2 separate regions of the Mus musculus genome follow, and region 2 is linked to region 1. The links are chromatin loops, found by intact Hi-C in ENCODE. Cell type or tissue: left cerebral cortex. All regions are shown on one strand. Region 1 has its middle 65 kb from the start of Gm25614. Region 2 has its middle 4.3 kb from the start of Gm25614.

Region 1 (8,000 bases):
TTACCTGACTGTGAATAATTGAAAATATTCACATATAGAAATTTATTTCAGGTTTTTAAAAAAATAGCTTTCCACTGAGTACTGTGCCACCTGGAATGCTTAGAGAAATTCAATGACAAAAAAGTTGTAGATTTGAAAGTATGTGCATTAGCATGTTTATGTGAGGATGTGCATATGATTCACACTTGCTTTCCACAAAGAGGAAAGAAACAATGGATTTTAAAGCCAGTATAAGTTATATGCTTCTCTTGCGCAAGTATGACACACGGGTGTATTTTCAATTTATATGCACTATGAGGTGCCAGGAGATTACTTAAGAGCGTCCGTGCTGTGTGTTTTTTCAGAACCTTCTGGGGCAATTTTGCTAGACAAGATTTGGTAATCCTAAGTGAATTCCAGTATTGCTTCAGTCATTTTTGTGAAAGGGCCACTTGGCTTAACTAGAAAGTCATGACACAGTGAGGACTCAGATCAAGTATGCCTGAATGGACATGCAGGAACTCTTCCTCTATACTTCCGTGTGAAGAGTCACCACCTTTTCTTCTGCTTCTCTGCTCCTTTGGCTTTTATTTTTCCATGTTGAGATTGTAACCTCTCCATGACTCCCATGTCTATCTTTTCCCTGATTATGGACCCTCTATTCTGGCTCTTAAATTTTGATAATGCATTTATATACTTGACAAGCTACAAAGGATTCTCAGAAGATATCTAACGTATGACTGAGGGGCCTGCCTCAGGTGTGCTTTCCGTGTCACATGAGAATTTGGTAATAATGAGGAACCACAAGATAGGAGCTTATTCTATTGCTGTGAGGAGACACCCCATGGCAACTTCTATAAGAAAGAATGAAAGCAGTTCATTGGAAGCTTGTTTGCATTTCCGATCCATAGGGTTGCCTCATTATCACCATAATGGGGATCATGATGGTAGGCATGGAAGGCAAGGTGCTGGGGATATAGGCAGGTGGGCAGGCAGAAAGGGAGAGGAAGGGAGAATGGGAGAGGAGAGAGAGGAGGGGAGGAGTAAGAGGATGTAGAGGAAGAAAGAAGACAGAGGAGAAAGGGAAGGGAGAAGGGAGGGAGAGGGAGGGAAGGAAGGAGAGAGGGAGAGAGGGAGAGAGGGAGAAAATGAATCTGGCCTTGGCATGGGATTTGAGCCCATGCCCAAGGATATACTTCATCCAACCAGGCCACACCTCCTAATCTTTCTCAAACAGTCCACTCACTAGTGAATGTGCATTCAAATATGAGCCTAAGGGAGCCATTTTCATTCAAACCACTGTGAGGAGTATTTATGATATGTCACAAAGACAAAACAGCCCGGGCAGTAGGATCTAGACCCGAGGAAAAACGTGTGCACTACAGGCTTGGAGATAATCTGTTACCCTGCTGTCCTCCAGGAAGGAGGCACTGCTGTGTCAGCCCGGATATGTTTCACAAAAGAGGAGAATTAGAACCCAAGCTAGAAGACCTCGCAAGTCTTGAACAAGCCTAGAGTCTTGATTAAAGCAGCTGTTTTATTGCTTGGTTCTTGAGGTGCCTTTCTGGAAGAAGTGGCTCAGCTGTTTTCGTAGGCCATCTGCATTGTTTATCAAAGACTGGAAAGCATTTTGGATTCATTTTACAGCATGTATCAACTTATCATACAGGTCTCTCACTGTGTGGTGTTATAGTTGTTTATTTACATGTGTGTTTTCTTCTGTCAGGTTGAATGCTGGATAGGTCAGCCAGTCATAACTTAAGTCAAACCATAAAGCAAAGTAGGGAACCTAAGAACCTTCCCACCTCTACCCTCACCCCACATCCACCTTCTCCCCAACTGTACCCCCTCCCCATATCCACCTTCTCCCCACCTCTAGCTCCTGGCCACCTCTAGCTCCTGGCCACCTCTAGCTCCTCCCCACCTCCTTCTCCTTGTTTCTAGCCCACAATGAAGAGCTGTGATCAGAGGGCCATACATGTAACTTGGGGACCCCAGCTCTTAGAACGGGGTTCCAGCAGCTGGCCTGGCAGGATTTAATAATGCCATAAAGTTCTGCAGTGGAGGTGAAGAGACCACACTGACCCTTCCTCCTTATGTCTCAAGTTTGCCATGTGCACTGTTGTAGACCAGGAGAGCTTGTCAGCTGACTCCTGTTGGTTTCATTAGGTATACTTGAATTCCATTTCTTCTTTTGAAAACCTGCATGCCCTGGCACAAAATCCTTCTGATTTTGTATGCTCCACTAAACCACATGACTTATTCTGGAGTAATTTGGAAAGAATCCACATTTAGTGAATCTGTGACATTTATCAAATATTCATTATCTAAGGCACTTTACCACTAAATACAAAATACAGTGCAAATATATAATGTGTGTTTCTTGAAGGCCAGGCATGGTAGATTTCATATTCTAAAGCAAAGAAGATAAAAGAAGATATACACTGTATAAAGACATTTTGGTCAACATTAAATCACATATATGATGGTATTCTCAAATGATTATAATGAAGCTGGGAAGGTGGCCAGTGGTTAAAGTGCCTGCACTCCAGTGTGAGGACCTGAGTTTGCACCACAGCACACATGTAAAAAGATGGTGTGCTATTGGCATAGGGAGGCTGGGAGGTGGGGCCAGGCAGATTTCTGGAGCTCACTGGCCAATGAGTTTAGCCAGTCAGTTATCTCTGGGCTTACTGGAAAACCTTGTCTCCAAAAACAAGGTGGAAAGAAACTGAAGAATTAAACCTCTGGCTTTCACAGGAACACACACACACACACACAGAGAGAGAGAGAGAGAGAGAGAGAGAGACAGAGACAGAGACAGAGACAGAGACAGAGAGACAAAGACAGAGAGACAGGGAGAATGATATAATGGAGCTAGGAAATTCCTCCCATTTTGTACAGTAATGAGCTATAAAACTTGTATGAGAGCGGCAGAATGTCCAGTATAGCCTGGGGGGTGTAGTGGGCTGTTCCATCTGTCTTTGGGTAAATGTATTCTCTGGTGGTTACACACTGATGAAATTGCCCATTGATGTCTTTGTCAGACTGTATCCCCATATTTAAGCAATATCGTAGAAGCAAAAGGAGTTAATAAGTCAGTTTCTGCATTGAAGTTTCTTTCAAAAGCCAATGTGGCTTATTTTTCCTTGACAAACTAGGGCCTGCCCTGAGAAGCATTTGCACAGCGGTGAGTGGCTCCAGCATCTTGTAAAGATGCAAAGAGCAGGTGAGAGAATTTAGGATGTTAGCCTGAGGAAGAGAAGACATAATGGGGACAAGATAGCTGTCTTTAAACCACTGAAAAGCTGTCAGATGGGAAGGGGATTAGGATGGCAATTCGGAGCAACTCCAGAGGGCATGACTAAGGAGGCAAGTCTCAAGGAAGCAAGTTCGGCTTGAAAGAAATTTCTAGCAATTTGAGCTATTGCTAGAACAAATGATGTGTTCTAAAACACTGCGGGGTATGTTTAAGGAAAGAATTTCTGCACCAATTAATCCATGGGCGTTTGGATTAAATTTTCTCTAAGGGACTGCTTAATTCGAAGATTCTTGGTTCTTGGATATAAAAATTCTACTTTATACAAAGCGTTAGTTTAGTTTGCAGTAATCTGTCCTGCTGGCAAATTTATAGGCATCCCAACATGCAGATGTGAGCAGCTCACAGGGACCTCTGAGCCAAACAGCTGCCAGAACTTCTATTCAGTATAGACCAGGACTCCCAGATCTCCAAATCCAAAGTCTGATGCGCTACAAAATCAACCTGACACTACTGGAGGAAATTTCCATGTCTTGAAATGCTCCAAATTATTCAAAATAGTACATAAAATCACCTTCAGGTTATGTATATAAGGACTCAAATTTGTTACATACGAAACACATTTATGGCATGCTTAGATTTAGAGTTTGCTGCGACTTGGATCTACTTTGTCCCCTCAGAGGATCACATGGCACGGTTCTTGGCATGAGAAGGTTGAGATGGTGAAGATTTGAAGAGGGGGACTATTAGAATGTGGGGCCATAGCCCTTGAAAGACACTAACATAGCTTTTGAGGGGCCCGCATTCTTTCCTTTGAGGGTGGGCTATTGTAAAAGAGCAACTCTGACCCCTGAATCTTTGTGGCATGCTATCTTGCCTCCCTTCTCTCTTCCATATAGTCACCATGATGCCCAATCTGCCATGCCATCCTGCCACCAAGGAGACCTTCCCAGACTGTTAGCAGATGGAGTCACTCAGTCTTCCATCCTCATCCTCCCAGACTGGGAACCAAATTAGTATCACTTGTTTACAAAGCAGCCAGCTCAGATATTTTGTTAAAGTAATATATTTGGGACAAGTATAGTCCATGTGGAATAGATACCTCAGTGTGGGTATGCAAATATTTCCAAATCAAAAACTCTAAAATCCAAAACCCTCAAGCCATGGAGAGATACCTAGCTTGCTGTATAACCTTCTTCTCGCTACTACTCTCTAGGCCCCACCTATTCTTCTTTAAACTGGATAGTTTAAAGTCAACTAGAGATAAATTAGAGTCATTTTAAAAAGAGAGAATCTCAATTGACTAAATGCACCTACCAGATTAGCCTGTGAGCAAAAATGAAGTGTATTTTCTAGATTAACGATTGATGTGGGAGAACCCCAGTAATTGTGGGCTGTACCATCCCTGTGCTCTTGGTCCTGAGTACTATAAGAAAATCACAAGCAAACGGGCCACTAAACAGTGCTTCTCTGAGACCCCTGAATCTGCTCCTGCCACTAGGTTCCTGTCCTGTTTGAGCGCCTGCCCCAACTTCCCTCAGCAGTGGAGTGACTGAGAGTTGTAAGCTGAAACCCTTTCCTCCCCAAACTCTTTATAGTCATGCTGTCTTATCACAGTAGTAGCATTCCTAACTAAGATACCTCATTTCCTGAAGATGGCTTTGGAGCTGTCAGCAAGGATATCTATCTCTGTCTTCTACCGTGGAACTCTTGACCTAGCTTCCTTTGTGAGGAGCCTGTGCAGTCCATGCATTTCCCTTCTCAATATTCCTCCCCTGCTTGTTCCCTGCCTTCTTACAGGATCATCATGTCTGTGAAGATGAGACACATACATCTGTGAAGATGGGACACTGTCTTACTCAGGGTTTCTATTCCTGCACAAACATCATGACCAAGAAGCAAGTTGGGGAGGAAAGGGTTTATTCGGCTTACACTTCCATACTGCTGTTCATCACCAAGGAAGTCAGGACTGGAACTCAAGCAGGTCAGGAAGCAGGAGCTGATGCAGAGGCCATGGAGGGATGTTCTTTACTGGCTTGCCTCACCTGGCTTGCTCAGCCTGCTTTCTTATAGAACCAAGACTACCAGCCCTGAGATGGTCCCACCCACAAGGGGCCTTTCCCCCTTGATCACTAATTGAGAAAATGCCTTACAGTTGGATCTCATGGAGGCATTTCCTCAACTGAAGCTCCTTTCTCTGTGATAACTTCAGCTGTGTCAAGTTGACACAAAACTAGCCAGTACAGACACACATCTGTGGAGACAGGGACACACACATTTTTGAAGATTGGACACACATCTGTAAAGATGGGGACACACACATCCGTGAAGATGGGGGCACACATCTATGAAGATGGGACACACATCTGTGAAGACAGGAACACACACACATATGTGAAGACAGGGACACACATATCTGTAGCTCTTGGCTGTACAAGATTTTCTGATTAGAAATGGTTTTTAGCTGGCTTGGGAGGCGACCTCAGCCTCAGCAGCAGCGGTCGCCATCTTGTTTCCGGGACTCAGCAGAACTTAGGAAATTAGTCTGAACAGGTGAGAGGGTGCGCCAGAGAACCGGACAGCTTCTGGGACGGGCAGAAGCACAGAGCCGCTGAGGCAGCAGCCTGGGCGGGCCGCAGATAACCGGCCACCATCCGGACCAGAGGACAGGTGTCCGCCTGGCTTGGGAGGCGACCTCAGCCTCAGCAGCAGCGGTCGCCATCTGGGTTCCGGGACTCCGCGGGACCTAGGAAATTAGTCTGAACAGGTTAGAGGGTGCGCCAGAGAACCGGACAGCTTCTGGGACGGGCAGAAGCACAGAGCCGCTGAGGCAGCAGCCTGGGCGGGCCGCAGATAACCGGCCACCATCCGGACCAGAGGACAGGTGTCCGCCTGGCTCGGGAGACGGCCTTGGCCTCAGGAGCAGCGGTCACCATCTTGGTTCCAGGACTCCCTGGAACTTAGGATTTTAGTCTGCACAGGTGAGAGTCTGCACCACAGAAGCTGACAGCTTCTGGGAACTGCCAAAGCAACACAGCTTCTGAGAGAGGCCCTGTTTTGGGCCTTCTTCTTCGACCAGGAGGAGGTCCAAAAACAAGATATCTGCGCACCTTCCCTGTAAGAGAGCTTGCCAGCAGAGAGTGCTCTGAGCACTGAAACTCAGAGGAGAGAATCTGTCTCCCAGGTCTGCTGAGAGACGGTAACAGAATCACCAGAAGAACAATCTCTAAACAGAGTCAACTATAACTACTAACTCCAGAGATTACCAGATGGCGAAAGGTAAACGTAGGAATCCTACTAACAGGAACCAAGACCACTCACCATCATCAGAACCCAGTACTCCCACTTCGCCCAGTCCAGGGCACCCCAACACACCCGAAAACCTAGACCTAGATTTAAAAGCATATCTCATGATGATGGTAGAGGACATCAAGAAGGACTTTAATAAATCACTTAAAGAAATACAGGAGAACACTGCCAAAGAGTTACAAGTCCTTAAAGAAAAACAGGAAAACACAATCAAACAGGTAGAAGTCCTTACAGAAAAAGAGGAAAAAACATACAAACAGGTGATGGAAATGAACAAAACCATACTAGACCTAAAAAGGGAAGTAGAAACAATAAAGAAAACTCAAAGTGAGGCAACACTGGAGATAGAAACCCTAGGAAAGAAATCTGGAACCATAGATTTGAGCATCAGCAACAGAATACAAGAGATGGAAGAGAGAATCTCAGGTGCAGAAGATTCCATAGAGAACATCGGCACAACAATCAAAGAAAATGGAAAATGCAAAAAGATCCTAACTCAAAATATCCAGGAAATCCAGGACACAATGAGAAGACCAAACCTACGGATAATAGGAGTGGATGAGAATGAAGATTTTCAACTCAAAGGACCAGCAAACATCTTCAACAAAATTATTGAAGAAAACTTCCCAAATATAAAGAAAGAGATACCTATGAACATACAAGAAGCCTACAGAACTCCAAATAGACTGGACCAGAAAAGAAATTCCTCCCGACACATAATAATCAGAACAACAAATGCACTAAATAAAGATAGAATACTAAAAGCAGTAAGGGAAAAAGGTCAAGTAACATACAAAGGCAAGCCTATCAGAATTACACCAGATTTTTCACCAGAGACTATGAAAGCCAGAAGAGCCTGGACAGATGTTATACAGACACTAAGAGAACACAAATTCCAGCCCAGGCTACTATACCCAGCCAAACTCTCAATTACCATAGATGGAGAAACCAAAGTATTCCACGACAAAACCAAATTCTCACATTATCTCTCCACGAATCCAGCCCTTCAAAGGGTAATAACAGAAAAAAACCAATACAAGAACGGGAACAATGCCCTAGAAAAAACAAGAAGGTAATCCCTCAACAAACCTAAAAGAAGACAGCCACAAGAACAGAATGCCAACTTTAACAACAAAAATAACAGGAAGCAACAATTACTTTTCCTTAATATCTCTTAACATCAATGGTCTCAACTCCCCAATAAAAAGACATAGACTAACAAACTGGCTACACAAACAAGACCCAACATTTTGCTGTTTACAGGAGACACATCTCAGAGAAAAAGATAGACACTACCTCAGAATAAAAGGCTGGAAAACAATTTTCCAAGCAAATGGACTGAAGAAACAAGCTGGAGTAGCCATCCTAATATCTGATAAGATTGACTTCCAACCCAAAGTCATCAAAAAAGACAAGGAGGGGCACTTTGTTCTCATCAAAGGTAAAATCCTCC
Region 2 (8,000 bases), 60 kb after region 1:
ACTCTATACATAACACTCATAAACTTGAAACAACGTAGGTACCCATCAGCTGATGAATGGATAACAAAACTGTGGTACATTTACATAGTAACGAAATTTACATGTAAATGGATAGATATAGAAACAATCATCTTGAGTGAAGTAACCCAAAATGAGAATCACAAACATCACATAGCTGTCTTCTGTGTGGAACTTTGAAAGCTTTAGATATGTAATTTTTTTTTATTCAAATAACCCTAGGGGTTAGGTAGTTAGTAAGGGACAAGGGGTAGGAGAGGTCTCCCAAGAAAAGGGAAATAAAATACAGTGTTATAAAGATATTAAGGGCAAACTAGATGTTGAAGATTATATAGGGAAGGGAACAAAAGGGCAGAGCAGAGAAGAAAATATGAAGAACAACCAACACTAAACACTATTTAAAAGCCATATGGAGATCTTCAACTGCAAAACCTTCCCTAAATATATACACGTGTGAATGAAATTTAAATGGAATCACTAGACAGCTTATGCCACCAAGTAAAGCCTCCAGTGCCAGAAATAGGTTATATCTCATTGAGCCATTGGCCAAAATAATTACCTCTATCCCTCAAACATTACAGGATAGTGCCAAGGCTACTTTTATTCTACCCAACCTGATGGAAAGGCTCTACTGCTGAAGATTCCATTGAACATGCCCTATTGAACATGGAGAAACTGGGCTGGAACTCAACTAGAAGATTTACCCCCACTGACCTCTATTCTTGGTGCTAGAATGTATCATGCATGCTACCAGAGGAAAAGGCATCATCAGATTCACCCATTTGCAAACACTCAGACTTACAATAGACACTGTCTGTAAGATGGAATGGTTCAATAGCTGCACACATGTTCTTGAAGAAACAAACTAATTTTCAAACTTGATTTAAGGTCTACTCCATGAAATGGAACCCATACCTGACATTACCAAAGTGGCCAAGAACCTGAGAGTGGATTGGCCATGGATGCTAAGGGAAAAAATTGTCCATTATTTTGTGCTAAATGAACATATCAATAAAGTAAATCCAATGGCATGCTGTTGTACTCACAGATAAGTGGCTCACTGGACCTCATCAGAGAAGCTTATTCTTTCAGAGGATGGTAATTCTTGTTCCCTCTTAATAACTGCCTAACAGCATGGAACCAATTTTCATGTTGGCAATACGACAGCTAAGGTTCTGGGGTAAATTGCTGGGGTCAAAGTTCCAGGGGAAACAAACAATTAGAAATACAATTTGTCCCATTGTTTCTTCCACCTCTTTCCTTCTCTGCTTTTCCTTTCTCTTCTTCACATTTTTTCTCATTTCCCCCTCTTTCCATGCCACTATTTTTCTTTCCAGGATGTGATATTACTATATAGTCCCTTAATGTACATATAAAGGAATGATTTACACTATTCTTGGGTCAGTAGGCTCATGGTGGCCAGTACCTGACAGATAGTACCACATGACTTGAATCTCCACCCAGTTGTTCAATTTTGATCATTTGGATATGAATCTGGGCATGTTCCCTAAATTCTTATGTTCTGGGAGTTTGGTCCTCAGTGAAGAGCTATTTAGATGTGATAGGACTATAAGAATTTGTGACTCTCATTAAAGTGGAATTGAATGGAGAACCACCCTTCAAGTGGACTAAATGCTGATCTTTGAGTGGATTAGTTTTCTGGAGGGATACTATTATAAGAGAGTGGGCCTGGTCCCTTTCCAATCTCTGACCTCTACTTTTGTCCTGTGACCTCTCTTCATCATGGGCTCTCACTACACACCACCAGTTGTCATTAGGTCCTCACTAGAACCAAGTTGATGCTAGTGCTGTGTTCTTAAAACTACAAATCTGTGGATAAACTTATTTTCTATATAAAGTGCTTAGCCTCAAGTATTTTGTTGTAGCAGTCTGAAATGTACAATGCACGGCCTTGAGAAAAATGTTAAAAACAAAGAAAACGTCATACATGCCTCATCTTCTCCATCTCTAAACGAAGTCTTGTAATTGTATGCTCCTGCCTCATAGACTGTGAGTACGGTCCACTGAGTATGGTAAATCTTTCAGAACACCTATTGACGCTTCTTCAGGATTCTGTACACAGCCTCATGCATCATGCTGGGCCACATGTCCTGGTGAAATTGACTTGCATATACAATGGCAGAGCTGGAAACCACTTCCTTACAAAGTCATGGAAAGTTACAAGAGTTTGGTTGATGTGATAAACGCTGTTGAAAAGATATTCAAACTAAGCTTGCTCTAAGTTGGTGCTAGAAGAATATGTACATTGGTGAAACCACTATAGAAACCATTATGGAGGTATCTCATTAAACTAAAAATAGAACTTGTACATGATCCTCCTAGTGTACGTATCCACTCCTAGGGATATACTAAAAAAAAATCATATAACCCTCACATCCACACTTATTGCTACTCTATTCACAAACCAAGCGAAAGGTCAGCTTAGAAGTACATAAACAAATGAATGTATAAATCAGGTGACTATCTATCCCTAAATGATCACATCAGTTAGCTGATGATAGAGAGGGCAGAGCTGCACTTGGGCGTGTAAAAAGCATCCTCTCACCAGCCTCTGGTGAATTCACACCCTCAATGGTGCAGCCTGCCAGACCCAGGCCCAACTGTTCCAAATAAATGCAACTGAGGCTCTGAGTCACATGGAGAAATTCAGGCCAGGTGTTTCTTAGGCCGTTTTATAGTACACTGGAGCAGGAGTTAAGGCAATTTTCTTCAATGGAGTGCTCTCAGAGTTTTAACATCCTTGCTTTCTTCAAGCTGCAGCCTCTCTCTTCAGTATTCCTACTTCTAAAGACTGCTAAAGAAAGCCAATACCATCTTCTCTACTAGCTAACTCTTTGCTTCCAAATGGGTCTCTTTCCAACTTAGACATATTTTTATACTTCCTGAAGTAATTGATTCTTTTTAATTAATCTCAAGAATCATCTCCATCCTGACTGCCTTATGTTGATAATACTGTAAGACTTTAAAATGCACTCATTTGTACATTTGATCATGACTATAAAATCCTCCAGTTATAATGAGAGCATGCGCGCGCGCGCGCACACACACACACACACACACACACACACACACACACACACGCAGAGTTACTTTATATGCAGTACCTTCTGGAAAATGCTTCTCCCAGCCTCCATCTGAACTCTGCCCTCCCACGTCAAAGCATGTCAGAATGGCCAACATCTTAGGGCCCCATATTTTTCATCTCTGTCCAGAGGCAGATGAACAGACAGAGTGTTTAAATGCTGACACTTTTTATATAGATCATTTGCATGAAAATGGTCATAAAACTTACTTTATTATATATAGGAAAGAAAAAAATTCCCATTACGTTTTTTAAAGGCTTATAGATTGAAAACACATTTCTAGGCCTTATCATTCAAACAAGAGATTTCACTTTACTGTGAAAAGAATTGCAAGGCCCACAAACAGGTGCAATCAACCAGTTCTCTAGATGTGCATTTGATAATTATGTATGCTTGTAAGTAAATTGTAAATACATCTATTAAAAATGGCTTGGATAATGCCATTGTGAAGACTAATCTGTGGAGTCTGTCTTCCTCATTGTCCCTGTGACTCATACAAAGAAAGTCATGTGTGTCTTAGAGGCTACAGTTGAAGCCCTGTCCATATCATGGGAGGATCTGAGCCTTAGTCATCCTCCTCCAAAGTCTTTGGATGACTGTGTTCCTAGGAGGATGGAGTTTTCTGCAGAGACACTCTCATTCACATAAAAGGAGTTACAGGAAGCACTGAAGGGAAAAGAGGCATTTCAAAATAACATCCTTCTCATAGACAGGCCATGAGGGCTGGGTATTAGTGTGCGTGTTCATTAGCAAGTGCAGTTGGAACTGGTCACTCGGGCTTTGGATTAAGGACTAAAAAGAATTTATTCTCAGGAATGATGGAGAGTGCCAGGGATTTTCTCACCTCTCAAAATAAGCTAATTCCGTGGACTAAGAAATAATGATCAAGACTGAAAACCTGGCAGGCAGCGTGAGGAACCTTTCCTTAGTGTGAAACAAAGGTGTTCACTAAGGATGGATTCAAAATGGCCATTTTCTAAAACAACTTTCTATTAAATTATGGAGGTGGGTACATGGTCAGTTGGAGTTGGGGATGCATATGGGTAAGATAACAATGGGGAAGAGATACAGAGTCATCTGAGAAGAGGGAACCTCAATGGGGAAAATGCCTCCATAAGATTAGGCTCAGGAAAAACCTGTAGGGCATTTTCTTAATTAGTAATTGATGGGGAAGGGCCCAGTCTTCTCTGGGTGGAGCCACCACTACGTTCTTTAAGAAGGCAGAGTGAGCAAGCCATGAGGAGCAAGACAATAAACAGCACCTCTCCGTGGCTTCTGTATCTGCTCCTGCCTCCAGGTTCCTGCCACGTTTTGAGTTCCTGTGCTGATTTCCTTCAGTACTGGACTACAGTGTGAAGTGTAAGCCAACTGAACCCTTTCCTCCTGATCTTGGATTTGGTCATGATACTTCATCACAGCAGTAGAAAAATCTATCCAAGAAAAAGTCTTTAACTCCTAAAGAGCCACCATCTAAATTTATCTTTCAAAGAGACCCAGGGCATTGCTAACATTGGAAACACAAACTCCTTTTAAAACCTAGTCACCTCAAATGATATCTTGGACTTGCTGGGAAAGTACCCATTGTGTTGTTCTTATATCAGAGATAATGTCAGCACATAGTACCTGGATCTTGATCAAGTATGGAGGAGCTGTTTAACACTGCCTGAATGGGCAACTTGTTTCAGGTCTACCTTTTCCTCTGGTGGCTGTACCCAGAAATGCTTGGTAGTTTGAACTATGCACCGATGTGCTAGCTTTATGTTGGTGTGACAAACTGTCCAAGAGAAACAACTTACAAAGAAGCCTGAAACAGAACTTTTAGACAAAGGTAACCCTCTGACCAGAGTCTGCCCCACTTAGCTAGAATCCCTATCACTTTAGGATTCGATGTCCAGGTGTGGCTTTCGATCTCTGGCTTTGATAAGTAGCATGTTCCCCCTCCCTCCTTTCTCAGCATGGACATAACTTCAGCAAGAGTCTCAAATAAATTTCAAGGCACTGCCCTGCCCCTCAGATGTAGCTAACATGAGTGGAACACTCACCATCTTGAGATGTGATAACAGGTAGAACTGACCTTCTATGTTAATGAAGTCACTGAAGCTTCAAGGATAGACAGAGGCTTCTGCTGGGAATGAAAGACCTTGTACTCCAGAGGAGTCCCACTTGGGGATGGAGGGCTTCTTTCCACCCATACACACACACACACACACCTGTATTGTTTTCAGACTTCACTCTGATGAACCACCACATGAAAACCTCTGTGATTTTGATAAAATTGGTGCAAGTGATATACAAAAAAAAAAAAAAAGTTCAAGCAAAACATGAATAGCAGAGCTTAGCTATTCAGTGGAGGCTTCTCTAAAGACCTTTGCTCAGTACTAGGGCAATACTGATGTGTTAGGGTTGTTTAAGAAGAGGATCCTTTGTAACCTCAGCTCTCCAAGATATTTAGGTCTAGGAACACATAAAGTCTACCTCGTATTACTTAGGTTGACAGAATTTCTTGTTTTATTCGATTTCATTCCAAGAGGGGCTGCTCAGAGGCCTGTGGAGGGGAGCCCTGGCTTGTGCATTCTGGGTGGAGAGTTCAGGTTTATTTCTCTATCTAGTCTCTAGTTATTTCACCACAACCCTGCTTCGAAGTAGTAAAAGTCACCACTTCCTTCCTGCTCTTGGTGTCAAAATCTGGTGCCAAATTCTCTCTCCATGGCTTCATCAATACGAAAGAGATCATCCATCAAGTTCCCATTAAAAAATATTTACTAACTGCATTCAGGGTTTTTACAAACTTTTTATTGACTCTTTACGAATTTCACCTCATTTACCCCAATCCCACTTGTCTCCCCTACCTTTGTACTTTTCTCCACCCTTCCAACTTCCCCCTCCCAATAGAGAAAAGAAAAATCTTGTTGTGGAAGCTGTAGTGTGTCCCACTTTGTCCACACTTTTTGCTTGCAAATGTTCACTGCAGTGACTTGAAGATCTGGTGTGAGTCCTCTGGTTTCTACTACTCTATCACTACTATAACATCACTGGGACTCTTCTTAGACACCCTGTTGTTGCCCTGTGTTACGGAGATACTGTAGTTTGAGATCTGTAGGACTGGCTCCTTCATGCACTCCAACAGTTAAATGATGGGGCAGATGTTGGGTTGGGCTGATTCATAGCCCTGGATCTGGGCCTGAGAGGTATCTGAGCTGACCAGCTCACTGGCTCTACTGTTCTCACATGCTTGGGCCAGCTCATGAGCAACCCCCACATCCAGGGTGATCTCTACTATGCTGCACAGGTGATATGAAGGGCCCACTCTCCAGAATGCTGCAGGAATGCTGGCGCTCTCATGCTCTGATGACCTCAGGGCCAGCTCTCCTGCCTCTCTTAAGTGACAAGGGGTGAGTGAGAGGGTTATCTCTTCCTTGCCGATGTTACCACACAGGAGACAAGTAGCAGGGCCCCATACTCAGGTCTTTGAGGCCTGTTCACCTTGCTCAACCTGCCACTAGGGTCAGTTTTATTGTGCTGCCCACATCAGGTGCTGGGCCCGGTCCCCTGAGTGCTGCTACTGGTGAGGGGCAGGATCAACTTTCCTGCTCCCATGACCCCAGCGCCAGGTCTTCCATGTGCTCACTTGTGCATTATGACACTTGGCAGGGGTGGTTTCAGGCATGTTCTGCTCTGCCCCTGCCACAGACCAGTAGAATGGTGGTCAGCTTAGGCTAGCTCCCTGTCCAGGCCCCATGGTGTCAGTCTGGTGATCATCTCAGGCTTGTCCCTAACCTGCCTGAGTGGCCCCTTGTGAAGGTCATCTGTCTGGGCTCACTCCTGCCCAGTACCTGCAGTCCCAGGTGGAGTCCTAGTCTCTGGCTGGCTCCCTGCCCTGGGAGCCCATCCAAGCCTGCACAGCACCATACTGGTGGTCATCTCAGGCTAGCTCTCTATCCTGGACCCCTGGCTCTGGTCTGGTTGTTATCTGTGGGCCAAAAGTGGGGTCTTCTGTCTGGTTCAGGGTTCTGGCCGGTAGGCCAGGCTGACATGGGGAGTTTAACTGCGTGTACCCCATGGAACCACCAGGTGGGCTTCGGACTGTGGGAAGCCACAGGACCCAGCTCTTGGGATGAAGAAGGTGCAGTCTGGGGTCCCTACGAACCTGCCTGAGGACTCCCATGCACCACAGATGCTGCTAGGTACAGTGGAAGAGCCAGTTCTGGCGTCCCTGGGTCTCACAGAGGGCAGGGAAGTCAAATTCTCAGTCGTGGACACCTCAGATGCCACTGGTTGTTGCAGAAGAGCTTAGAACAGAATGGGGACCCTCGGGCTGACTCTGGCCTAGGGCCCGAAGGGAAAGGGGAAGGGAGGAGAGAGTTCCTGCTGAGTCCAGCAGGGAGGAGAGTCTTAGGCTTGCTAGGCAGCTAGCTTGGCGGATGGGTTGGCTTGGTTGGTTGGCAGCCATGGCTGGAGCACTGGGAGGGATCCTGGCAGGAGGTTAGCTGTACAGCTCATTACAGGGAGACCTGCTCTATTGTTCCAGCACATCAGATCCCAATGAGAATAGGCAGTCCATGTTTTTAAGGTGTTTATTGTGGAAAGGCAGAGAAGGAGAAGAGTAGAGAAGTAGAAGCCAGCCATGGGCACGTGGAGAGAGGAGAGGAGGGAATAGGGAGAGGGAGTACAAGAGGGCAAGAGAGACACAAGAGAGTAAGAAAGCAAGAGAGGGAGGAGGGGGCAAACAGCCCCTTTTATAGTGGGCTCAGCCTACCTAGCTGTTGCCAGGTTACTGTGGGAAGGAGCATACCTGGCTATTGCCAGGTAACTGTGGGGGTGGAGTCCAGACAGAATACCAGGAGCTTGGGGCATTGCCTATGTGACTGATGGCCACAC

Evidence for each region. A loop is a pair of places that touch in the nucleus more often than their neighbours do. Peaks named below come from ENCODE experiments on the same cell type or tissue, not always from the same donor. Only the 100,000 strongest peaks of a DNase experiment are listed, where the experiment ranks them.
Region 2: a loop joins it to region 1, with 3 times the contacts of the local background. A loop is called at or near these places in 2 of 42 quality-filtered maps.

The regions. Positions count from the first base shown.
Region 1 is chr14:58,581,665-58,589,664 of GRCm38, forward strand. No RefSeq gene overlaps it. Among named protein-coding and RNA genes, the nearest start is that of Gm25614, 65 kb to the right of the region's middle. In left cerebral cortex, no CTCF peak of the experiment used is centred here; no DNase peak of the experiment used is centred here.
Region 2 is chr14:58,642,057-58,650,056 of GRCm38, forward strand. No RefSeq gene overlaps it. Among named protein-coding and RNA genes, the nearest start is that of Gm25614, 4.3 kb to the right of the region's middle. In left cerebral cortex, no CTCF peak of the experiment used is centred here; a DNase peak (open chromatin) is centred at 3,682.